Regions from separate parts of the Homo sapiens genome. Here region 1 is linked to region 2. The links are chromatin loops, found by intact Hi-C in ENCODE. Cell type or tissue: Calu3. All regions are shown on one strand. Links, peaks and the distances in the headings refer to the core of each region. The heading gives the core; the rest is flanking DNA.

Region 1 (12,429 bases), core at 3,783-8,782, 52 kb after region 2:
ATATTCAAAATATATATAGGATAAAAATGTGATTCCAGCGATTCTGTATATAGAGTTAACCATTGGATCAATTCAGTAGGCCTTCCTTGTAGCTATGACCAGGCATTTGTTTACATTTTGAAATACATAACAGATTGGTTAATTTTGCTTTTTTCTCTTTTTATTACCAAAACAATATGGGAGAAAAAGCACAATATATTACTGGTTGCACACTATAACTCTGAAATATAGAGTCCAAGATTGAAAGGCAACATAAAAGTAGTTGCTTTGTATTCATGATAGATAGGGTCATGGTTTTGTTTTATTGGAAGATTTTTACATTAAAAATGTTTTTTTATATCTCAAATGTCTTAATTTTTAAGTTGATTTAACACTGACTCTTTGAACTCCAAATCATGTTCTACTTTCTCTCTGAAACTTTTCCAAGAACATTCTGGAAAGAAATAATGTTTCCCCTCTGAATGCTTTCACAATTGTTGCCCATGATATTCATCTATCATATTACCATTTTAGTGACTTACAGTTATTTCTTCTCCCCTTCCTTGTGACCTTACTGCCTATCTACAATGGACTCTGCTTTCCTGGAGGACAGGTGTTATGTTTTCCATCACTTAAGGTCTCCTCCAATGCCTTATGACCTCTCTGCCAAACTGCCCCCACCCAGCCCTTTCCAGTCCTGCCTGGGGAACCCTACAGTCCATTATCCAGAAAGCTGCAATGTGCAGCCATGATCCTACCATCCTGTGAAACTCAGACCCTCTCTGGAGGACAGACAAATTCTCACGGAAAAGACCGGGCCATTCCTTCTCCATAATCCCCTTCTTTAAAAGTCTTTATTGGTCCCAGGACAGCCATTGTGAACTGAGTCTCTGTAAATCAGTCAGCTAGAGATGTGTGGAGTGGAAGCTGAACACCAACCCCGCTGCAGTTCACTTCTGCTCTGTTCCCAGAAGCAAGAAGCACGTTGCTTCTCTAGGCGGGGAGGAAAGAAGCAGGATCCAGCCTGGAGAGAAAGCAGCAGGTTTAGAAGAAACAGACTGCTACATCTAAGGAGACGCCAACTGTAAGATTTGGGCTAACAAAGTTCCGGAGGTTAACCTGAGGCTTCAAAAAATGGGACTGAAGTTGCAGAGAACTTTTAAAACACCTGTTTTTCATGATCCCATGTAAATTTCATTAGAGAGGGGATACTGGCCACAGCAAGGACATGTCTTACACCTGCTAACCAATGCCTCTGATCTCTGGAAGTAGGGCTAACAAATTTAAATGAGAAAAAAAGATAACGTTCTCTCTAAAAAATGTGCATATTTTAAATTACAAGAGTAGGGAGGAACCTGAAGCAAAAACAAATTGAAGAGAGATATGGAGAGAGAAGACCTCTGACAAATTCTGCATTATCCCTGTTGTAAGGAGAGGGGGAGGGAATAACCCCCTCCAGAGTGGTCAACCCAGCACTAAATTTGTGTCCATTTAGGGGGAAATTAAATTAAGGAGCAAGAATATCATACTCAAAATTTCAATAGAAGGCCCCTTTGCCCTCCAATCTAAAGACATATTATACATTTTAACTTTTCCTTCCTTAATTTATTTTCTTTGATTTTTCTCTCTTCGTGTTTAAATGTACTCTCCTTGCTTAGTGTGAATACTCAATGCAGGAACAAAAGACCCATTTGTCATGCTGGAGACTAAGAACACATCAGGTATAATGGAATTCTGGCTTGGGCAACGCTCATCATTTGTTCAGACATGTCATCAGTTTATTCTGACATTCTGTGCGATTCCTCTACTCCTAATCTACATGACTTCCACACGGCATCTTCACAACATTATGTAATTAATATTGGTAAACAAATCTTTGTTCACTACCCTGCCCTTGTAATTTCCTAAAAAGCTTCTGGCTTATTCCTCAATCTTAGCTGAATCAATACACTCTGAAAGCAAAGTCATATGCAGAGGACAAGAGCAATTAATGATCACGTACTCAAGCACAAGCGAGAAGAGAGAGAAGAGAACTCTATCCTGTTAGGTGACTGGATAGTATTCATAATATCACAGCATGAATGTGTGGCTAAAAAACCTAAACCCAAATCCCTTATAAAGTGTATTTGTAATGCAATGTAGTACTTTCCCCTAATTGGATTATGCTTTTCTTGCACAAAATGGAAGTATTTTGCTGTATTTTGGTTCCATCTATTACGGCAAATATAAGAGCAATGCAGTAGTGACAGCAGGTCCTATCTGGAATGTTTGGTGCACTCTCTGGAATGCCCTGAGCTTCAGTTGTCCTGTCTAATCCTCCTTGTCACTCAATACCCAACCCAGTTCCACCACCACCAGGGCACTTCCCCTGTGGTTCTAGCTTGCAAGGCTTAGGCTTGCTCCGTCTTGTGGATTCAATGTGCTCATTGTTCCTGACTGGGGTCTCTCAGGGAGACCTGGGTCCTAGTACCTCTAGCACTAACTGGGTGTGTGATTTTCAGTAAATGACATAGACATTGTATTAGGGTACTCCAGAGAAACAGAACCAATAGTGTGCACACATGGTAATATGGTTTGGCTGTGTCCCCACCCAAATTTCCCTTGAATTGTAGCTCCCATAATTCCCATGTGTCATGGAAGGGACTTGGTGGGAGGTAATTAAATCATGGGGGTGGGTCTTTCCCATGCTATTCTCATGATAATGAATAAGTTTCATGAAATCTGATGGTTTTTTAAAGGAGAGTTCCCCTATACAAGCTGTCTTGCCTGCTGCCATGTAAGATGTGACTTTGCTCTTCACCTTCCACCATGATTGTGAGGCCTCCCGCCTTGCAATCTGTGAACTGTGAGTCAATTAAACCTCTTTCCTTTATAAGTTACTCAGTCTTGGGTATGTCTTTATTACCAGGGTGAGAACAGACTAATACACATGGGGAGAGAGAGACAGAGGATAAGGAATTGGCTCACATGATTATGGAGTATGAGAAGTTCAGTAATCTGCCATGGCTAGAGACCCAAGAGAGGCAATGGTGTAATTTCCAGTCCAAGAGTAAGAGAAAACCAATGTTCCAGGTCAAGCAGTCAGGCAGAGAGAAAAATTTATCCCTTTCTCTACCTTTTTGTTCTTTTTAGGTGGTCAGTGGATTGAAGGCTGCCCACCCACATTGAGGAAGACCACCTGCTTTACTCACTAATTCAAATTCAATCTTATCGAGAAAGACTGTTACAGACACACCAAAAATAATGTTTAACTAAATATCTGGGCACCCCATGAACCAGTCAAGTTGACACATAAAATTAACCATCATAACAACTATTTGGTTCCTTTTCCTGGTAAAGGGAAAATATCAGATTAGATCAAAGCTTACCAAAATATTTTAGTTGTACCTCTTGAATAACTGGTGTTTTGTTTTGTTTTTCACACAGAGTCTTGTTCTGCTGCCCAGGCTGGAGTGCAGTGATGCGATCTTGGCTCACTGCAACCTCTACCTCCCAGGTTCAAACTCCTACCTCAGCCTCCTGAGAAGCTGGGATTACAGGAGCTGGCCACCATGCCTGGCTAATTTGTGTATTTTTAGTAGAGATGGGGCTTCACCATGTTGGCCAAGCTGGTCTCGAACTCCAGACCTCAAATGATCCACCTGCCTTAGTCTCCCAAAGTGTTGGGATTACAGGTATGAGCCACAGCAAGCTAACCAGGGCTTATTCATATGGCAGCTGTCACGGTTCTGAGACAAAAAGTGGAAGCATGTCAGGTCCCTTGAGGCTGGAGGTTTGGAATTGGCATAACATCACTTCTGCCACATTCTGTTGACCAAAGAAAGTCACAATCCAGCCCAGATTCAAGGAGTGGAGAAATTAACTATCTCTCGATGGGAAAGGGTACACAGTCACATTGCCAAGGTTATGCATAAAGGGAAGGGTGGAGAATTATGGCCACTCTGTCATCAACCAGAGTTTTTCCTTTCTGCAAATCCATAACTATCAAATACATTCCCTTGCCTGGCTTAACCACCACCTATCGTGTTTTCTTCTTTCATAAGGCATTGAGTCACTTACCAAACATTTACCAAAGACAGAGTTACTGCCGGGAATTACCACCACGCATGGAAATTTGAGAATGTGTGAAATGGAAAGTAATTGTCCCCAAGAATCCAGAGTTTAGGTGAACACATTATTGAAATGTCTAATTTGTTTGTTTTGTTTAGTTGCAGACGATTTAGTATCAGGAAATAATAAACTGTTAAATCCAGTAATAAAGTGAAGATTATCTAGTCCAGGGATTGCAAACCTAAATGCTTTAGAGACCAAATAAGTAAGATAAATGAGCAAAATTTGGCTTAAATGAGTTTAAGCCATAATGGAGCAGGAGAGACTGAGAAAATGGCTGGAAACTACCCCAATTGAGACAATTAAAATTCTTGCTTAAAAAAAAAAAAAAAAAGCCAGGCACAGTGGCTCATATCTATAATCCCAGCACTTTGGGAAGCCAAGGTGGGGGAATCGTTTGAACCCAGGGGTTCAAGACCAGACTGGGTGACATACCAAGATCCCATCTCTATAAAAAACTTAAAAATCAGCTAGGTGTGGTGGCATGTGCTGGTAGTCCCAGCGACTTGAGGGGCTGAGGCAGGAGGATTGCTTGAGCCCAGGAAGTCTAGGCTGCAGTGAGTCATGATTGTTTCACTGCATTCCAGCCTGGATGAAAGAGTAAGACCCTGTCTCAAAAAAGAAAAAAGGGAAGGGAAGGGAAGGGAGGAAGGGCAGGAAAGAGAGAAAGACAGAGGAAGGAAGGAAGGTAGGAAGGGAGGGAGGGAGGGAGGGAGAGAGGGAAAGAGGGAGGGAGGATGGAAGGAAGAAAGGACAGGGGGAGGGAGGGAGGGAGGAGAGAAGGAGGGAGGGAGAGGGGAATTGCTCAGAATAAATCAAATAAACATGTAAACTAATTTCAGACCCCAGGCCTCCATTTTGTAATCTCTGCTTCTAGATCGATTCTCACTTTACCGATGGGAAAACCAAGGCCCAGAGAGGTTAAAACATGTTTCCCACCGTGGCCCAGGTGCTCAGCAGCAGAAATGAAACTGGACTCCGAGGTGCCTGCTGCTGAGTACTGACATCAACATTGCCTGGAGTATAATTTTGCAAGTTTTCTTCCTGATAGGAAGGCTAGATTCAATCTCTTCACAAAATAGTTGCCTCATGGGTTTTGTCAGAATCGACAAAGCTCTCCTGGAAAACGGCCATCTCATGGAAGTGATGGCCTCGGTCAGGTTTATGAAGGGAATGACAATGTGATTTGTGGCTGTCACCCATGGGAGCCAGGTTGCGCTTGCCACTTCCTCACTGCTGGCAGGAGGCCGAGGCGAAGCTGTCATCGGCTGCCACACTGATAGATGCCACCAGCCTGGGCACAGTCTGTGCTTCCAGGCAGCTCAGGAGACATATCTGACTTGTCCTTCTGGCCCTACGGAAGATACTGCCTGGCAAAAGTGGAAATGGCAACGCAGGACAAGAAAGGAGAGAAATCCAATAAGGCTGTGGTCACTAGTGGCCAGGAATTGATGTTTTACTGTCTTTCCCTTGATTCTGTTGGGCTGTTTACTTCCCATTTAAGAAATATCCTGGTTTTCTCATCCTGCACCCTGATGGGTGAGGGGTTGTTTTGTTCAGGGAAGAGAAGGAGATGTAGCCAGTGTTGACGAGTGGGGAAGGATTTATAAATCAAAGAAAAATGTCTCAAACAGAAAATCACACCCCAAGTATATGCAGGAGTGCAAACCACAATTTGGCCTGCTGCCTGGTGTCACAAGGCATCAGTGGCCTTGCTGTGACCCTTTCAGGGAAACCCCTGCAAGCGTCTACTTGTAACAGTCGCAGCAGGGAGGTCTAAGCCTGCACATTTCCTCAAAGGTGGTTTTTCTGCTCCCATCAATGGTAGATTATCAAGAGATTTTTAGTGATGAAACTGATAGCTCAGAAATTACTTGATTCCAAATTCTTTTCTAGCAGAACAAAACACAAACAAAACCAGCGAACGTTTTACTTAAACACCTGGAGGTGGTAATTAAAACATTGGACACAGAGCTAAGTGCCGTGGTACATGGCTGTAGTCCCAGCTACTAAGGAAGCTGAGGCAGGAGGATTGCTTGAGCCCAGGAGTTGGAGTCCAGCCTGGACAACATAGTGAGATCCCATCTCCAAAACTGGACATTGAACGTATAAAAGCCATAAAGAAACAGGGACAAAAATGAGCTAGTTAGAAGTGAGTTCTAAAAGCCAAATATCTCTATATAGATATAGTAGCCCAGACAGTGAACTCCTACTACTCCAGAACACACAATCAGGATGCTTGACAGGCCGAGCCTATTCCTTCTAAAGTGTTTTATGATCTTTATTCAAGAATGAAGGAAAGTGCATGCTTGTCTGGAGTCCAGCTGATCTAATATAGAAAGGAAGATTTAAAAGGTGAACAGTTTTAGGACAGGTATTGCCCCTGGGTGTTTTCAGAAAAATACACACTCAGGAGATGTCAGTTCCCATTTTTACCCTCTAGTTGAACAATATCCATCTACTTCCACACTGCTTTTAAAATGAGATGTTTTGGTGCAGGTCAAATGAAAAACAGGAACGTGCTCTGCTAGTGGTCAGGAGATCAAGGTTCTGGAGCTGCTAAGAACAGGACCTGTGTCCTCCTGAGTCCCAGGTTTCCTCATTTGTAAAATGAGAGATTGGAGCAAAATTTTATAAAATCCTCTTTAGCTTGTTAGTTCCTTTTTTCATTCATTTTGACATAGTATTCACTCATTCATTCATTTTTTTCATTTATTCAACAAATTTTATTGAACCCTGTTCCATGTCCAGGACTGTACTGATACCTAAGTACAAAGTAGTGAACAAGAAAAATAGCCTCTGTCCTCATAGAGCTTCCATTCTAAATAGACACAGATGATAAATGAAATAAGGAAGCAAGATAAATTCAGATTTGCTTGGGCTGTGATAAGCAGGACAAAGGAAATAATCCAGTGTTGTGTGAGAGAATAATTGGGATTGGGATGGGTGGGGAATATCTAGATAAACAGGAAATGAAAAATCCTGACTATAACTACTAGTGACCACAGCCTTATTGTGCCACAAATTAGGCATGTGACATTAGACAAGTCTCTTTCCCTCTCTGTATCTGTATTCATTTCCTATTGCTGCTGTAACAAATTGACACACATTTAACAACTTAAACCAACACAAATATATTACCCTAGACTTCCGTAGGTCAGAAATCTGACACAGGTTTTACTGGGCTAAAAGCAAGGATTAAGCAGAGCTGTGTTTCTTTCTGGAGGCTACAGAAGAAAATCTATTTTTTTTTTCTTTCTTTCTTTTTTCTTTTTTCTCATTCAGGTTGTTACTGTCCAGTTTGCCTGTTCAGGGGTTGACACTTAGAGCTTGGGCTCTAAAATGCCACTTGAATACTTGTCCCTTGAGACATGCAGTGGCAAAATTTAGTTCCTTGCTGTTATAAGACTGAGTTTCTGGCTCTCTTGCTGCCCGTAAGGGAGGGCCAACCCCAGCACTTACAACCTCCACATTCTTGGGCTCATAAACCCCTTCCTCCTTCTTCAAAGTCATCAATGATGGTGAAGTCCTTCTCACATCACTTCTCTCTGATCTATTCTGCTTTTCTCTTCATAGCATTCATAATCAGATTAGGCTCATTAGCATAATCCAGGATAATCTCCCCATCTCAGGGTCCCTAACCTTAACCACATCTGAAAGTCCCTTTTGCCATGTAACGTAACATTGTCCTAGGCTCTGGGATTGAGATGGAGATATCTTTAGGGAGCCATTATTCTGCCTTCCACAATGCTCTGATTTCCTTTTCAGTAAATGAAAGCATTGAGCTAAAGCTCTTTCAAATCCAAAATGTCATGACTTGTTTTGCTTCCATATTTTGTCAAAACTAGAAGTTATGTTTCTTTTTTTTTTTTTTTTTTTTTTTGAGACAGAGTCTCGCTCTGTCGCCCAGGCCGGACTGCGGACTGCAGTGGCGCCATCTCGGCTCACTGCAAGCTCCGCCTCCCGGGTTCCCGCCATTCTCCTGCCTCAGCCTCCCCAGTAGCTGGGACTACAGGCGCCCGCCACCGCGCCCGGCTAATTTTTTGTATTTTTAGTAGAGACGGGGTTTCACCTTGTTAGCCAGGATGGTCTCGATCTCCTGACCTCATGATCCACCCGCCTCGGCCTCCCAAAGTGCTGGGATTACAGGCGTTATGTTTCTTTTTTGCAACAAATCCTAGACAAGTTTGCTGAGAGTTTGAAGGCAGAATCTCTCAGTTGAAGAGGGTGCTCACTTCATTTAAGACAAATGACAGAGACTAAGTGTATTAGTCCATTCTCATGCTGCTATGAAGAAATACCCAAGACTGGGTAATTTATAAAGAAAAGAGGTTTCATTGACACACACTTTCACATGACTGGGGAGGCCTCAGGACACTTACAATCATGGCGGAAGGCACCTCTTCACAGGGCGGCAGGAGAGAGAATTAGTGTCATGTGAAGGGGAAGTCCCTTAAAAACCATCAGATTTTTGAGAACTCACTATCATGAGAACAGCATGGGGGAAAGTGTCCCCCCATGATTCAGCTATCTCCATCTGGTCCTACTCTTGACACGTGGAGGTTATTACAATTCAAGGTAAGATTTCTGTGGGGACATAGAGCCAAACCGTATCACTAAGTTACAGTGTCATGGCTATATAACCACTAGGAAGTCTCAAGGATGGAGTTGGGAACACGTTCAGGGTTGATCCCTGAAACTAGGCATCATTACTACATGATGGGCTGCCTGGTGTTACATGACTGCTGATAGTCCTCCTGAATGTAATGAAATAGGATAACTCATATTAGAGCCACATTTACTAAAAAGCAAGGAAGTCAACACAATGAACTGTTGAAATGTGTAACCTCAAGGGAAATACATGCAAAGCGTCCCCACATATTTCTTCAAGCATGTATCCCAGGTATGATGACTGGGTCCCAGGCACATTTCCTGAAATGTAAAGCCACTGTGGGCTCTACTGTGCCCAGGGAAGCACAGGCACACACATCTGGAAGAACAGAATTCCTACCTGATCAAGCCATGGTTGGTGGCTTTGCAACTCTAAAAATTCCAGTTCTGCTAAAAAGCAATGGATGTTTCTCTAATTTGCCTTTCTGTCTTTGTAAACTAAGAAAAACCAAGATGGGTGGGGGTGGCAACAACAAGAACTCTGGCATATAGGCTGGCAACCAAAGTGGGTGGGAAATATTTTTCTGGGTCTTAAGGGCACTCTCCCAAGAGCTGTAGGTGGTACTGAGAAGTTAGGGCTATGTTCTCAATGGCCTTCCTTGGTATCTGGAACTTGCTCTTGGGAGAACTGACTGGAATTTCAATCACAGCCTAGAGTTAGGCTGTCCAATTTACCTGTTCAGGGTTTGACGCATAGAGCTTGGGTTCTAAAATGCCACTTGAATACATGTCCCTTAAGACACACAGTCATTTCCAGAAGATGCCAGGTGAGTCAGACAATTCAAGAATTCTTATTTTATAGATTATTAGGATTATAAAGTTTAGAGATAGAAGATCCTGCCTTGACTCTTAATAAGATTACTGTGTGACCTTAAGCAAGTCATTTAACTTCTCAGGTTCTTCATCTGTGAAGTGGGAATGAATAATATCTACATCACAGCACCATTATAAGGTTCAAATAAAAAAAAGTAAGTACAAGTGCTTTGCAAGAGGTAAACACTTTATACACATTAATTGATAACACTATTATCGTTCACAGTTCTTCAAGAAAGAGAAAGTTGAAAGTGCTCATTAATTTTGGTTAGCTGTCATAGTTTGTAATTGTATATCCAAGTGATTATTATACTAATGGCTTTTCCTGCCCCTCAGCATCCTACAAGCTCCTGAAAGCTGGGACTGAGTCTCTTTTGATCACCACTGTTTTCTTGGTCTCTTGCCCAGTACCGAGCACTTCGTGGGGACTCAAATATTCAATGAATAAATTAAAGAGAGAGTAAGAGTGAGAAAACACGGAGAGGCAACAATGAAAGGCAGGAGGAAAGGAAGAATTTTTTTGAAAAGTAGGTGGTGCAATGTAAACGTTATTCTCTAAACTGCAGAGTTTAAAATAGTAATAATAAACATAATAGTTTATATTTATTGTGTAACAATTATTGTGTACCATTTGCTATTGTTAGATTTAATTCTTTTTTTTTCTTTTTTTTATTATACTTTAAGTATAAGGTTACATGTGCACATTGTGCAGGTTAGTTACATGTGTATACATGTGCCATGCTGGTGCGCTGCACCCACTAACTTGTCATCTAGCATTAGGTATATCTCCCGATGCTATACCTCCCCCCTCCCCCCACCCCACAACAGTCCCCAGAGTGTGATATTCCCCTTCCTGTGTCCATGTGATCTCATTGTTCCATTCCCACCTATGAGTGAGAATATGCGGTGTTTGGTTTTTTGTTCTTGTGATAGTTTACTGAGAATGATGATTTCCAATTTCATCCATGTCCCTACAAAGGACATGAACTCATCATTTTTTATGGCTGCATAGTATTCCATGGTGTATATGTGCCACATTTTCTTAATCCAGTCTATCATTGTTGGACATTTGGGTTGGTTCCAAGTCTTTGCTATTGTGAATAATGCCGCAATAAACATACGTGTGCATGTGTCTTTATAGCAGCATGATTTATAGTCCTTTGGGTATATACCCAGTAAGGGGATGGCTGGGTCAAATGGTATTTCCAGTTCTAGATCCCTGAGGAATCGCCACACTGACTTCCACAATGGTTGAACTAGTTTACAGTCCCACCAACAGTGTAAAAGTGTTCCTATTTCTCCACATCCTCTCCAGCACCTGTTGTTTCCTGACTTTTTAATGATTGCCATTATAACTGGTGTGAGATGGTATCTCATTGTGGTTTTGATTTGCATTTCTCTGATGGCCAGTGATGATGAGTATTTTTTCATGTGTTTTTTGGCTGCATAAATGTCTTCTTTTGAGAAGTGTCTGTTCATGTCCTTTGCCCACTTTTGGATGGGGTTGTTTGTTTTTTTCTTGTAAATTTGTTTGCGTTCATTGTAGATTCTGGATATTAGCCCGTTGTCAGATGAGTAGGTTGCAAAAATTTTCTCCCATTTTGTGGGTCGCCTGTTCACTCTGATGGTAGTTTCTTTTGTGGTGCAGAAGTTCTTTAGTTTAATTAGATCCCATTTGTCAATTTTGTCTTCTGTTGCCATTGCTTTTGGTGATTTAGACATGAAGTCCTTGCCCATGCCTATGTCCTGAATGGTAATGCCTAGGTTTTCTTCTAGGGTTTTTATGGTTTTAGGTCTAACGTTTAAGTCTTTAATCCATCTTGAATTGATTTTTGTATAAGGTGTAAGGAAGGGATACAGTTTCAGCTTTCTACATATGGCTAGCCAGTTTTCCCAGCACCATTTATTAAATAGGGAATCCTTTCCCCATTGCTTGTTTTTCTCAGGTTTGTCAAAGATCAGATAGTTGTAGATATGCGACGTTATTTCTGAGGGCTCTGTTCTGTTCCATTGATCTATATCTCTGTTTTGGTACCAGTACCATGCTGTTTTGGTTACTGTAGCCTTGTAGTATAGTTTGAAGTCAGGTAGTGTGATGCCTCCAGCTTTGTTCTTTTGGCTTACCAGAATCTCTGGGACGCATTCAAAGCAGTGTGTAGAGGGAAATTTATAGCACTAAATGCCCACAAGAGAAAGCAGGAAAGATCCAAAATTGACACCCTAACATCACAATTAAAAGAACTAGAAAGGCAAGAGCAAATACATTCGAAAGTTAGCAGAAGGCAAGAAATAACTAAAATCAGAGCAGAACTGAAGGAAACAGAGACACAAGAAACCCTTCAAAAAATTAATGAATCCAGGAGCTGGTTTTTTGAAAGGATCAACAAAATAGATAGACCGCTAGCAAGACTAATAAAGAAGAAAAGAGAGAAGAATCAAATAGACGCAATAAAAAATGATAAAGGGGATATCGCCACCAATCCCACAGAAATACAAACTACCATCAGAGAATACTACAAACACCTCTATGCAAATAAACTAGAAAATCTAGAAGAAATGGATAAATTCCTGGACACATACACCCTCCCAAGACTAAACCAGGAAGAAGTTGAATCTCTGAATAGACCAATAACAGGAGCTGAAATTGTGGCAATAATCAATAGCTTACCAACAAAAAAGAGTCCAGGACCAGATGGATTCACAGCCGAATTCTACCAGAGGTACAAGGAGGAGCTGGTACCATTCCTTCTGAAACTATTCCAATCAACAGAAAAAGAGGGAATCCTCCCTAACTCATTTGATGAGGCCAGCATCATTCTGATACCAAAGCTGGGCAGAGACACAACCAAAAAAGAG
Region 2 (12,429 bases), core at 2,880-7,879:
AAAATTTTCCCAGGGATCCCGGTATAGATTTCTGACCTCACTTGCCCTTCTGTGGTTATTGCATTAATGTCCAGTCTTCCTGATAACCAATGCAAAACTCCATCACTAGCTGGAAATTCTGAAGGCATTGTTGACCTCACTTCACATATCCAGTGCCTACCTAGTTATAAGGGATTCATCCCTTTTGGCTGCCTTTGTCTTTCCATGCCCATATCCAGTCATGGGCTCCCTGCCCCTGGACTCTGCCACCCAAATCCTGCCTACCAGTGCCAGGTTCATAGCTAAACCATTCAACAGTTCCTTAGCATTGCCCCATAATTAGAAGAGATGCTGGTCATGACCCTATAGTGATATGTATCCAGCCTTCCCTGTGAGACAGATGCTATTATTATTTCTATTTTACTGAAGAAGATACTAAAGTTTAGAGAGTTATAATGATTTGCCCAAGATCATAAGATAGGGTGATGTTGAGACTTGTACCCTAGCATCCTGATTCCAAGCCCAAAGTCATAAATATACCACCCTACCATCTCTACTATTATCTGTCATCAGTCCCCCAAATGAACTCTTCATTCCAGTTAAACAAACTACTCTCTATATCTAAACATGACAGAAGCATGCCAGGCCACAAACCTAGAATGTTTACCATGGTTCAAATCCAATCCTGCCTTCAAGGAGTAATTTACGTCCTTTCTCTTCCATGAAGATGTGCCTTAGGTAACTTAATCTAGTCTCTCCTCCCCCTCCATCTCCAAATCTAATCAACTCAGATTAATTTTGCTTCCTTCATATTTATGTCTCCTTCCTCTCCTGTCTGTCCTTATTATAGCCACCTTCATTCAGTCCATTATGTCTGGTGTGGGTTATTGCAGTACTCACTTGGTGGTTTCCTTGTCCCTATTAGATCCCCTCAAATGCATCTTCCACCAAGCACATAGTTGACTCTCAATTTTTATACATTGAACAGACTAAACAAATGCTGCCAGAGAAATCATTTCATTACATGCCACTCTCTCCCCCTAGACTCTCACCTCTCCAAAGGCAGAAACTATGACTTACTCATCTTTGCATAACAGCATCAAACAAAATGCCTGGCACACTGTAGATGTCAACAGATGTTGGCTGAATGAATCAATGATTGGAGTGTTTATTCAATGTAATATTCATATAGCACTTAAATACTAATACAAATCAACCCAGTGTAACTTAGGTTGTGTGTCATTGCCCAGATAGACTGTTAGGCCCTTGTGAACTAGGAATGTGTTTCAGAAACTTGGTGTCCTTAACACTTGGCACAGTAAAAATGTGACTTATGATCGAATGCATCTCCACTAATTCATTGATTCGACAAATATTTACTTACTGTTTCAGGCACTATGCTAGGTTCCAGGAAAACAGTAGTTGAAGAGGCAGATGAGGTTGCTGCCCTCTGAGAGTTTACAGAACACAGGGTGTGGCAGAAAAATATCCAAGTGATCAAAGAAGTAAAAAAAAAAAAAAAATTCAAACACAGTCAAAAAGGAAATAAAACGCAGCGACAAAGCAGAAGTAGATTGGAGGAGAGGTCCACATTAAAGAGGGTGGTCAGGAATTCATCTCTTGCAGAGGAGAAACCAGAGCAGAAACCAAAAGGATGAGCTAAATTTCAAACTGCAAAGTTGAATATACAATAACTCAGTATCTCCACTGATGATATCTTTGGTAAAAAAGTGTTAGACAAGCAACTGAGGGGTGCATTCGGGGACGAATGCGCTCAGGCGAAGTATTGCTTTTAGAATGTTCTGCAAACAACAAGACACTGCGACCTAATCTATAATAAAGGGGTTTTGTTTGTGGCAGAAGATGGGGAGATGCCCAGGCCATCAGCAGATGTGCTGTCTGTAGCTGGAGAAGTAGCTTGTGAAGGTGCCCTCATAGAATTAAGTTGCATTTTTAATCTACTGTTTTCTGTGAAATTCATGCATCTTAAATTCGAAAGCATCTTGTCTACTTTTTCTTAGTCCCCACTACAAAACTCCTGTAGTGATTCACTTCTTGTGTACATATTCTGAGTTGGAAATATCAAGGTAACAGATGTGACACATTAAGATTTTGATAAATATAGTCAGTGAGTGAAAGGATTCAATCCAAATTACTCAGCCTGACAGCATGAGCTCCTAAACAACCTGGGAATGGATGGTGCTCAAAAGTTTACTGAGTTGACTTAAGTAACTGCCTCTCTAATTTCCATGCCTGACTCAGGAATATTTTATTTTGACAATTTTTAATCAAAAATTGGATTCTGAGGTGTTCTAATTACATTGAATCTCAGAGTAAACTGACTTTGGGCCACATTACCTCCTCCCAAGTCAAAGGACCGGGTAAATTCACTAATTGTCATATGATTTCACGGACCATGGAAATGTCAGCCCTCGTGGCTCCCTGCTGAGTGGCTCAGGGTCACCAGCACCCACAGGGCCTATAATCTTCTTAATTTCAATTATTGCCTCCTTGTCTCCATAAGCTTCTGGGAGGCCTCCTCCTAGGTTTGCTTTTTCTTTGCTCAGAACTGAATTTCCTCACTGTGACTTAGTCTTACCTTGCAGAATTATTAATATTAATATAGTTTACAAACATGCAGCAGGGTCTTCCCTGCAGCAAGGTCCTCCTGATACATGTTCCTGAAATATATTTAGTCATAGTAATGAAAGGCCAACATTGTCACTCATTATGGGAATATCTACTAGAAGTTAAATGTAACTCAGAGAAGATCTCAGCTTCTGAAGTAAAATTACCTGTAATTCAAATTCCCACATCCTCACTTGCAGGCTGGGTGACCTTGAATGAACTATTTCAACCTCTCTGAGTTTCCATTTCTTTATCTGTAAAATGAGTGCAATAATAAAGCCCATAAAGAATTATTGTATTTAAACAAAATAATACACAGGGTTTAACATTGTGTCTGACACATGGGAAGCAGCCAAGAAATGTCTGCTACTATTGCCGTTATTATTATCATAATCCTAGAAGACGTTATGCAGTTTGTATATATTTCATTTACTTATTAAAAAGGTATGTAGCCCCATGAGTGGCATTCATTAAGCATTCAATAAATTTCAGATATTATTACTTATGAATCAATTAGAATCACAAAACTATAGCATGGGACAGAAAAGTAGAGATTATCTAGTTCAATCCTCTTATTCTACAAAAGAGAAAAAAAGTTTAGAGAAAGGAAATGACCTGCCAAAGAGGACAGGGGACGCAGCTACCGATCCCACTGCAGGCTTTTTTCCAGGTCAACCCCCACCATGACTAGTGGACAGTAGACGGAGTGGACAATTTTTAGGTTGGTGAGGATGCAGAGGGCAGAGGAAAACAATGCATAGAAGACACTGTAAAGTGGATCCCACAGAGAACAGAAGGACAGACATAGAAAGGACACAGTGGAGAAGGTTTCCAATAACTCACAGGCATAAGAGAAGCCTCCAAGAAATCAAATTCTGATGATAAAAATTAGGATAAGGAGGAGAAAAATGACGGGCCACTAAAAAACTCGACATAGAAATGCACGGAGTTTTGCAAAGAGCTTAAGGCCATAAAGTGTTACAGTGTCTGTGAACTTGTCCCTGAGCTAAAGACCAGGGGCATCTTAAGTGCACTATCATCCCAAAAGCCTGGACCTATTTATCACCTGCAGGTCCTCCCAGGTTATTTAGGATGGGTCCAACAAAGAATTCTTATTGGGCAGCTCCTGACACCACAACTCTTACTAGTGCTCCTGCTAAATACGCAGCATTGCGATTTCATCTCTCTTGAGGTCCCAAGAGCCCTAATTCATTAAGGAAAGTATAGATAACCATTGGTGGCAGCAGTGAGAGAAGGAGTCTTGGACAAAGCCAAAGAGAGAAGCCCAATACAGAACTGCCATCTCTGTGTCATGAAGAAGGGATGGTAGTGCTAACTCATGCTGTCTGCGCTTTTTTTTTTTTTTTTTTTTTTTTTTTTTTTTTTTTTTTTTACCATAAATGGAACATTTGCCTGGAATGCAAATTCACAGATACAAAACCCAGAAGAAGGGGCTGGAATAAAAAGTGACAAGGTTCTGAAAATAAGGCACAGATTTAGACGGAAAGAGTGGTAAGGGCTTTATATTAATAACTTGCAGGTTGGCTTCCCTATGTAGCTCCTGCTCTGTTGAATTCTCCTGGAGGGTCCCTGGGTTGGCAGAGTCAGTCACAGCAAAGCAACTCCCCTGTGTTTTGCTATATCATGGGCTTTGAATGTCATATGAGGTTATAGAGGGCAAAGGGGCCCCCATCCCATTGCAAAAAGAACCTGCTCTATGATGGGAAAAGGGTCCCAAAGTCAATGACAGATACGAACAAGGGCCAAAGGGCAAATGCGTGCTAGGAAAAGAACATCTAAAAGGCTAGAGGGAAGACTAAGCAAAAATATCTCGGGCTATGAAATGGTCTTCAACTTCTAGCTAACAATATCGGCAACAGGGAGGGGAAAACCCCTCAGCATTTCCAGGGCTTTTGTCTCTCCCGTGAAAGAAATGATTTTGTATCTGGCCTGTGTAGTATGCACTTGGTATGGTGCTGGCAATGGTTGAAGGCAAAAGAAATTGGAACATGGATTGTGCCCTCAAGAATTTAAAGACTTTAAACCTTTTAGGTCTTCAAGTGCTAGTCCACAGTGCTCCTCTTAGGGGACCACTTAGCAGAATTCAACAGAGCTAACTAGCTAAATTGTATGCCATTTTCTCAGAGTCCTGGGAGAGGTCAGTGTAGAAGAAAATCACACCATTTCTCAATTGTGATGGCTCCTGGAATCCCCTATGAGTGTCCAAGAAGATGATGGGAAGAACCACAGTTTCCAAATGTTGGAGCTTGAATGTTACAGCTGGAATTCTTTCAGCTACCTAGAGTCTTTCCATCCCTGGCCCTTACAGCATTCTCACACTGCCCATATCCACAGATTCACCACTGGGCCCACATGTGGCCAGGGCATCTTCCTAGTACTACACTCCAGGCAGTGACACTCAGTGAACAGGATTCGCAACAAGAGATGCCTTCGCTGGCTAGTCCCCACTTTTTAAATATCAGTTACAAGCAGAGACAAGAATAGAGTTCAAGTCCTATGGTGCCCAGCTCAATGCCTTTATACCTTCCTTCTGCTTCTTCTTTCTCTGGGCTGCTGGAGACCCTCACTTGCTTTACTTGTGCAACATCTTTTAACAGCCCTTAGAGCCCAGATGGGGGTTCAATTCACAGGATGCCCAAAGCTAGTTTTCTCAGCGAAGAGTAAAAGGATAATTTGAGAGGTGCACAAGTCCGCTTGCCTGACAGTATAGATCCTGGCAAGCTCCCCTGATGGGAATTGTGACTGTCCTAGTTTTTATCCTCCAGCTTGAATACCATTCAGATGCTTATGTGTGAACGTATCAGCCCATCATGAGCAGAAGTTAGTGCATCTATTTAAGGAGGCGTAGAGTAGTGGGAAGAATAAGGTCTTCAGAGTCAGCTAGAGCTGACTGGTAACTTTTCTTCTCCTAGCGATGAAAGGGAAGTCTAGCTAGTCGGTGTGACCTTGCACAGGCTGGGTGGCCTCTCTAAGGCACAGTGCCTTTCTAGTAGAAATGAGACTAATAATACACACCTGAAAAACTTGTGAGAGCAAATGAGATATAAAAGGAAAGTGCCTCCTCCTCTATTGACTACATCATAGTAGGTGATCAATAAATGGTGGCTATCATTATCGTAATTGTTTTTCTCAAGATCACTGAAGACAGAAGCATCTCTGAGGCAGTAGGACACAGGTAAGTGATGTTTTAAAAGGGGAGAATGGGGAACCAGGCTGCCCACCTGACATCTTAGGTGGTGGACCCCCGGGGGAGAGGGAAATGCAGAAAACCAGAGAGCTCATTAAAAGTATTACCACTAGAGACACAGCCAGGCACAGCCTAATCGGCCTGGAATGAGAATGACACCAGGTGACCGAGCAACTGCAGATGCTGAGGGAAAAACCCAGCCTGGCAGGCAATGGAGAGTATGCAAAGGGCAGAGCAAAAAAAAATGAGTCATGGAACAAGCAAGCAGCAGGCACCTGGGATTCTGAGTGGGGGTGGAAACTTGTCCAGAATCTTGGAAGGGAATCCAGGAGGCAGTCCACACATGGGGAGTCTCCAGGCAAGCCATGAGATCCCAGGAACAGACTGGGCTTCAGGGTGACTCCAGCCCTGGGGAGGGATATTGTAAAATCTAATAAGGACCTCTGTCCCGGGGGCTCTCGTCAACAGGATGGGTATTAGGTATTCTTTTAGCTACCAAGACCAGAGGCTGAAAGCAGTGTTGACTTACAGACTCATTGATATGGGACAGTTAGCTCCTAGATGTGGAGAAAGAGGAGGGAGGGTGTTGAAACTAGGAAGGGTCAGAAATGCATAGAAAGAACTTGAAGGCCAGAAAAACCCAAGTTAAAAACCATATCGGTGTTTTGTCTTAGGAACTGAGAGACCTTGGCAATCCTGAACTTTTCAAAGCCTTCGTTTGTTTTTCTATAAAGTGGGTATAAGAGCTAGCCAATAGCATCATTGTGGAGATAAAATTAAAGTAAGGCATTTTTCTTTACAACTCTACCTAAAGCTAACTCAGATATAAACTCTTATCCACATCTTAATAACTACATAGACAAACATATAAAATATGATAATATAGAAAACATTATAGCTATAACATATTCAACAATAGACTATAGATGATGCTAACATCTCATACATGTGTATATCACTTTTCCACTGGTAGAGTCTTTTCATATCCATTGTCTGGCTTGCTCTTCACAATATTAGGTGGTCAGAATCATAACACACTGGAAACAGTAAAATGTTTGGCAAATGGAAAAATGTTTGTATTGATCATGTTTTTTATTTTTCCATATTTTATGACGCTTCGACATCTTGGGGCATTGTGAATGCAGGGAAGGGCTCCCCCTCCCATAGTAAGCTAATTCCTAGAGGTAACAGACAACTTCCCCGAGAGCATGCCTTTCATATGCAAACCAGCCATAACTGCAACCACCTCCTTTATCTAATTCTCATACACCAAGCCAATGTTACCCCTGCTCTAAATCATTTGAGGACCAGATACTGGAAAACTAGGGGCCACCCCTATAGCCCAGAGCCCACCAAAATTATTCAAACTATTCAATCCTAAACCTGCTTAGCTTGCCTACTTCACCTTACCCTTTCCTTACCATGAAAACTATCTTGCCTATGTTTTTCCCCACTCCTACTGCCTCCTGACTGACCCTGGTAACTCCCCCGTTGGCCCTGTGTGGTTTTGTTACTGTAGGTAGCTAGTTGGACATAAACAGGGCAAGAGAGCCCCTGCCAAAACCAGGAATGTCAGGTGACCATCAAGTGATGGTCAGGTGGTTGTTAACTCTCTCTCTAAAATAATAACAGCTGCTACTAGGCAAAGGCAGTCTCCCAATAGATAGGGAAAACCTGAAACTGGTGATCAGTAACTTCCAGATAAGATCTCAGGAGTTGGGTGAATGGGCTCACACATGCACACTAAGAGGCAAAATGGTGGAGTTTAACTGGTATATGATCTCCTAGGACATTCGGCTGGTAAGGGAAGAACGCCTCAAGTGAGCATGCGTACAACTCCAGTAAACACACTGAGCAGGCTCTCCTTCCAAGTGCTAGCAGGGCACTGTGCATGCGGGCAGCCCACCCCAAGGGAAGAATCAGGGGAGAAGGAACACAAGACCTTGGGAGTATACCAAGTCAAACCCTAAGTCAAAAGGTCAAACCACGCACGTGATCTCTCAAGTCACCCGCTTGGCCCTCTTCTAAATGTACTTTACTTTCTTTGCATTCCACTCTAAAGCTTTTTAATAAAGTTTCACTCCTGCTCTAAAACTTGCCTCCGTCTCTCCCTCTCCCTTATGCCTCTCGGTCGAATTCTTTCCTCCTAGGAGGCAAGGCCTACTGGAGACCTATACAGGAAAAAAGACCTACTGCAGACCTGCATGGATTTGCCACCAGTAACAGTGTGGCATGGTGTGGCGTGCCCCTTCCTCTTGGGAACTGTACGTAACACACTCTCTTTTCAATGGCAGTTGTCTCCTGATCTATGGCCTCACTACACCTGAGTAAAAACAAAATCTCAGGTACATTTTAGACGTTTAGACATTTATTTGCCATGTTAATTCAAATATGGTAAATAAACCTTACAAAGAATGAAATAGAGGCATTGTATCAAATTAAAATGAAAAGACTTCCTCAACATGTCAAGTGGAAAAAAGGTCACAGGAAAAAACTTACAGTGTGTTCTCATTTATGGAAAAAGTTATTTGTTTATGTACATTCATATACGTACTTGTGTGTGTACAGCAAGGAGAATTAAGGATCCATACTCATCTACCGGCTGTGGCTACACCTGGAACAGGATGGCTGAGGCAGGTGGGAGAAGGATGTTGAAGAAAGACTTTCTATTTTTCTCCTGCATAGTACATATTATCTGAAACTCTTAAACAAAATTGGATTTATGCATTACTTACATAATGAAGATAGTAAAACTGATTATTCAGCATCCAATTAACATGTACATAGTACAATCACATAAAATGAATATTATTTAATTAATAAATATTATTTGGATATTATCAGACCAATTATTTCCACCAAAGGGAAACTAGGAATTACCAGCTCTTGACCAAAATGGGGCTTTTTAAGCTTCTAATCAGCTCCGAAGAACTATTAGAGAAGGGCTTATGGTTGGAACACAAAGCTTTCAAAAAGGCATTTATCATCATTATCGCCCCATCCCCTAATATGAAATGATTCATTTTCCTGTATCCATAGTTTGCAAGGGACTTTTGAATTAAATCTTAAAAGCTAAATTGTTCTGGAATCTGTCTGGACCTAACACTCAATGCCAATAAAGAACCTCAGGGTAATTTGTTTTCCTCTATAATTTCAAAGTGGATCAATACAAGAGTCTTTTATTGCTGCTGTGGCTTCCATAACCCTTGATGGTGAATCATTACAGAAGGAGAAGTCTGAGATCCATAGATGAGAGGTGGTCAGACTCCATTTTTCATGTGGTTTCTGTGGTTTCCAATGAGTTTGGGACAGAGAAGAAAAGCTAGTTTCATACTGTGTAGCCCAGCTAGCTGAGGGTCTGGGCTGCTGAGAATGAGAGAGAAAGAAAAAGATTATGGCTCAATAATACTGCAAAGGGTAAGATACAGGCTCTGAGGTCCGACTAGGATTCAATCCCAACTCTCCCTTTCTTGGATGTGTGGCCTTGGGCAAGTCATTCACCTCTTTAAGCCATTGTTTTCTCATCGGTATAAGGATAACAATGTTTTCAACCCCATACAGTTATTACAGGGTGTCAGTGAGGTGGGTCAAGCTCCTGGTATATTATTAGTGCTCAGTACACATTAATTGTTTTATATATATTTGAGAGAGTAGAAACTTAGTTTTATAGAAATTGTGCCTTCAATTTCAAATAAGTACATATTAAACACCAACTACATGGTAGTCTTAATCTCTGCTCGAAGAAAGCTTACAGTCTATTTGACAAGGTCAAACATATTCCTGTAAGAACTTACATAACCATACAAGGTTTATCCAGCAATCTGGGGCAAAAACAATCCACTGGGTCACTCCAAATGAATTGTCTTGATAATAAAGGCAATTGGATCTCAAAGAAGGTTTATAGACCTTCATAAATTGCTTTACCAAAGGTTTCATAAAGGAGTTGGGATTTGACCTAGGACTTAGATCAGGCTTGTTTGAACCGAGAGCAGGGTAGGAGGCATTTTATAATAGGTGGGATGACAGCATGAGTGAAAACATGGTGTATCCAGAGGGTGCTCAAAGCAAAAAGTAAACAATTTGATGTGGAGAATAGGTTTTGAAATAATTAGCTCATAGATTCCAAACTGATTGGGAATACTCCAAAATTAACCATGTTTTGGTTTTCAAAGACTTCAATCTTATTCAAATCAATTCTGAAGCCTTCCTGTGTTTTTTATCATGTCTTAGACACCTGTTACAGCTGAGTATGCATTCAAGCAGAGTTGTGAAGTCTCTAATATCTAGACTCACTCAGATGGGGACCAACACTAACCAGGTGAAATAAAATCCAGTATCTAATGCATCGTTGCAGAACATGGTCCTAATATAGTGGTTCCTAATGTTAGTCATGGGGCCAGCATCATCATCATCATCATCATCATCATCAGCATCATCATCATCAGCATCATCATCATCAGCAGCATCATCAGCATCATCATCATCATCACCATCATCATCATCATCATCATCATCATCATCACCATCATCATCAGCAGCATCATCTAGGAACTCATGAGAAATGTGAATTCTCAGGTCCCACCTAGACATACCAATTCAGAAAGCCTTGGGGTGGGGTACAATAATGTGTTTTACAAGCCCTGCAGGGAATCCTGATGCAGTTTATGACACTAATACTATTGTCCAAATGTATTTCTTTCAAATACACAGATTTAATACGTGCATATTGGTTAGCACAGTAAAATGGTCCATTATTACTTGTGCAAAGGCTTGCAAGTTTCCCACCAGCCTCTATTTCAGAGTAAATTCTTAGAAGAAACAAACCCTAAGGAGACCTAAAATGAGATTTTTTTTCCATAACAGTAAGAAGAATTAAAAAAAAAAAAGAAAAAATAATCAAGTGGTCATTTTAATAATGCAATTTTGCTTCTTGTAATGTGGCTTAATAGAATCACCATGGAGAATTTTTAAAAGAATAGCCTGTGCAATTGGAGCTTTATTGGCTTTTTGCTGGAAATGCGTTGGCTATAGATGGGCCAGATCCCATTAACAAACTTAATCTGGAGCCCACAGGAGCCTTCTGACAGAAATATCCTGTTGTGGGGGTGGCAAAACGCACAAAAATTGATTTTAATTATTCAAACTCTAATTTCAAAGTCAATGATTGATGCTAGAGGGTTAAGATATTGCCAGTTCATTCTATGTCTTTTTCTAAAATTTTCTTTTGAAAGGATGATTCTTAGCTGAGAACATCAAGACGTGAAAGAATAAAAAATGAAGAAAATCAAAATTTAAAGAACCAGAAATAACCCCAAGTTTAGCAGGATCCCATTGTTAAAGCCCCACAGGGTAGTAGAGGAATCGCCCAAAGATCTCTCTTGCAACTCTTAGTACTAGGACTTAAAATATTTTCCACAAACGTCCTCCTGCTTGGATTGACTGCCTTGTTACATCTAAGCATCATTACATCTAAGCTGTTTAATACTTTGAAGAAAACTGTAAAGCCAGACATATAGGGGTCTGAGGAGTGCTCAGAGTTGAAGCTGAAGTCCTCACAATGGCAAACCAGCCATGGCTCCTGACTATTTTTCTACTCATCAACTACCGTTCTCTACTTTTTTCACTCTCCTAGCCATGCTTCCCTACTATTCCTCAAGTTGCACACCAAATATACTGCCAACTATCAGTTCCTTTCACCTTTATATTCTTGTGGTTCTCTGCATCATTTCTTCCAGTCCTCTGTTAACATATCATCTTCTCAAACCACCTTTTCCTGATCTTCCTCGTATAAACCTCCAGCCTTCTCTATCCTCTGTACCTTATTTTATTTTCTTGACATATTACATAATTCACTTGATTTTTTTTTCTTTTGCAATTTCTCTCTCCCCTAGAAACTCAATGAAGGCAAGGGCTCTGTATATTTTGTTGACCACTGTATTCCCAAGGTGTAGAATAGTGCCTGGTGCATGGCAGACATTCAATACATATTGATTAAATGAAAAAATGAATAGTGAAGGAAAGACTGAGTGAAAAATTGTGACAGGAAAATCCAGATTTCAACTCGTCTGTTAGGGTGGACAAGAAAAAAAAAAGTCTATAGATATTTGCTCAGAAGTAAATCTTGCATCTTCATATAAAAATTGGCAGGATTTGCCACCATAAAATCTAATGCCCATGCTGGCCACAATGCAGAGAAATGAACTTTAAAACACCTCAAATCCATCAAGGAAGTGGTCAGAGACAGCCCCTCCACTACCACCTACTGGAAACCATTTCTCTGCCTCTAGTTGATTCCTGGAACTGTACAGTGAGGGCCATGTGCCCAGAGGAACTGTAGAAAGAACTTCCCAAGGGGAGAGGATGCTACCTCTATTCCACTTTCTTGACACAAAGCCCTACACCTCGAGAGGAGAATTGACTATTGTGTGACATCCAAAGTGGCTCTTAAAAGAGACCAGGTGATTTGCCTGGATATTGTCCTCATCTTGGAGGACAGGAAGGAAGATTCTTATCTTCTCTCCATGAAGAGGAGAACAGAGCTCACCTGAAACCCTGAGACTGGGTTCTAACCCTAATTCCACCACCATCTAGCAGATGACTCTGGGCAAGTCACT

What was found. A loop is a pair of places that touch in the nucleus more often than their neighbours do. Peaks named below come from ENCODE experiments on the same cell type or tissue, not always from the same donor. Only the 100,000 strongest peaks of a DNase experiment are listed, where the experiment ranks them.
Region 1: a loop joins it to region 2, with 2.3 times the contacts of the local background. A loop is called at or near these places in 1 of 110 quality-filtered maps.

The regions. Positions count from the first base shown.
Region 1 is chr3:3,661,102-3,673,530 of GRCh38, forward strand. No RefSeq gene overlaps it. Among named protein-coding and RNA genes, the nearest start is that of LRRN1, 130 kb to the right of the region's middle. In Calu3, for the core only: no CTCF peak of the experiment used is centred there; DNase peaks (open chromatin) are centred at 4,640, 5,330 and 5,780.
Region 2 is chr3:3,609,704-3,622,132 of GRCh38, forward strand. No RefSeq gene overlaps it. Among named protein-coding and RNA genes, the nearest start is that of LRRN1, 180 kb to the right of the region's middle. In Calu3, for the core only: no CTCF peak of the experiment used is centred there; a DNase peak (open chromatin) is centred at 5,988.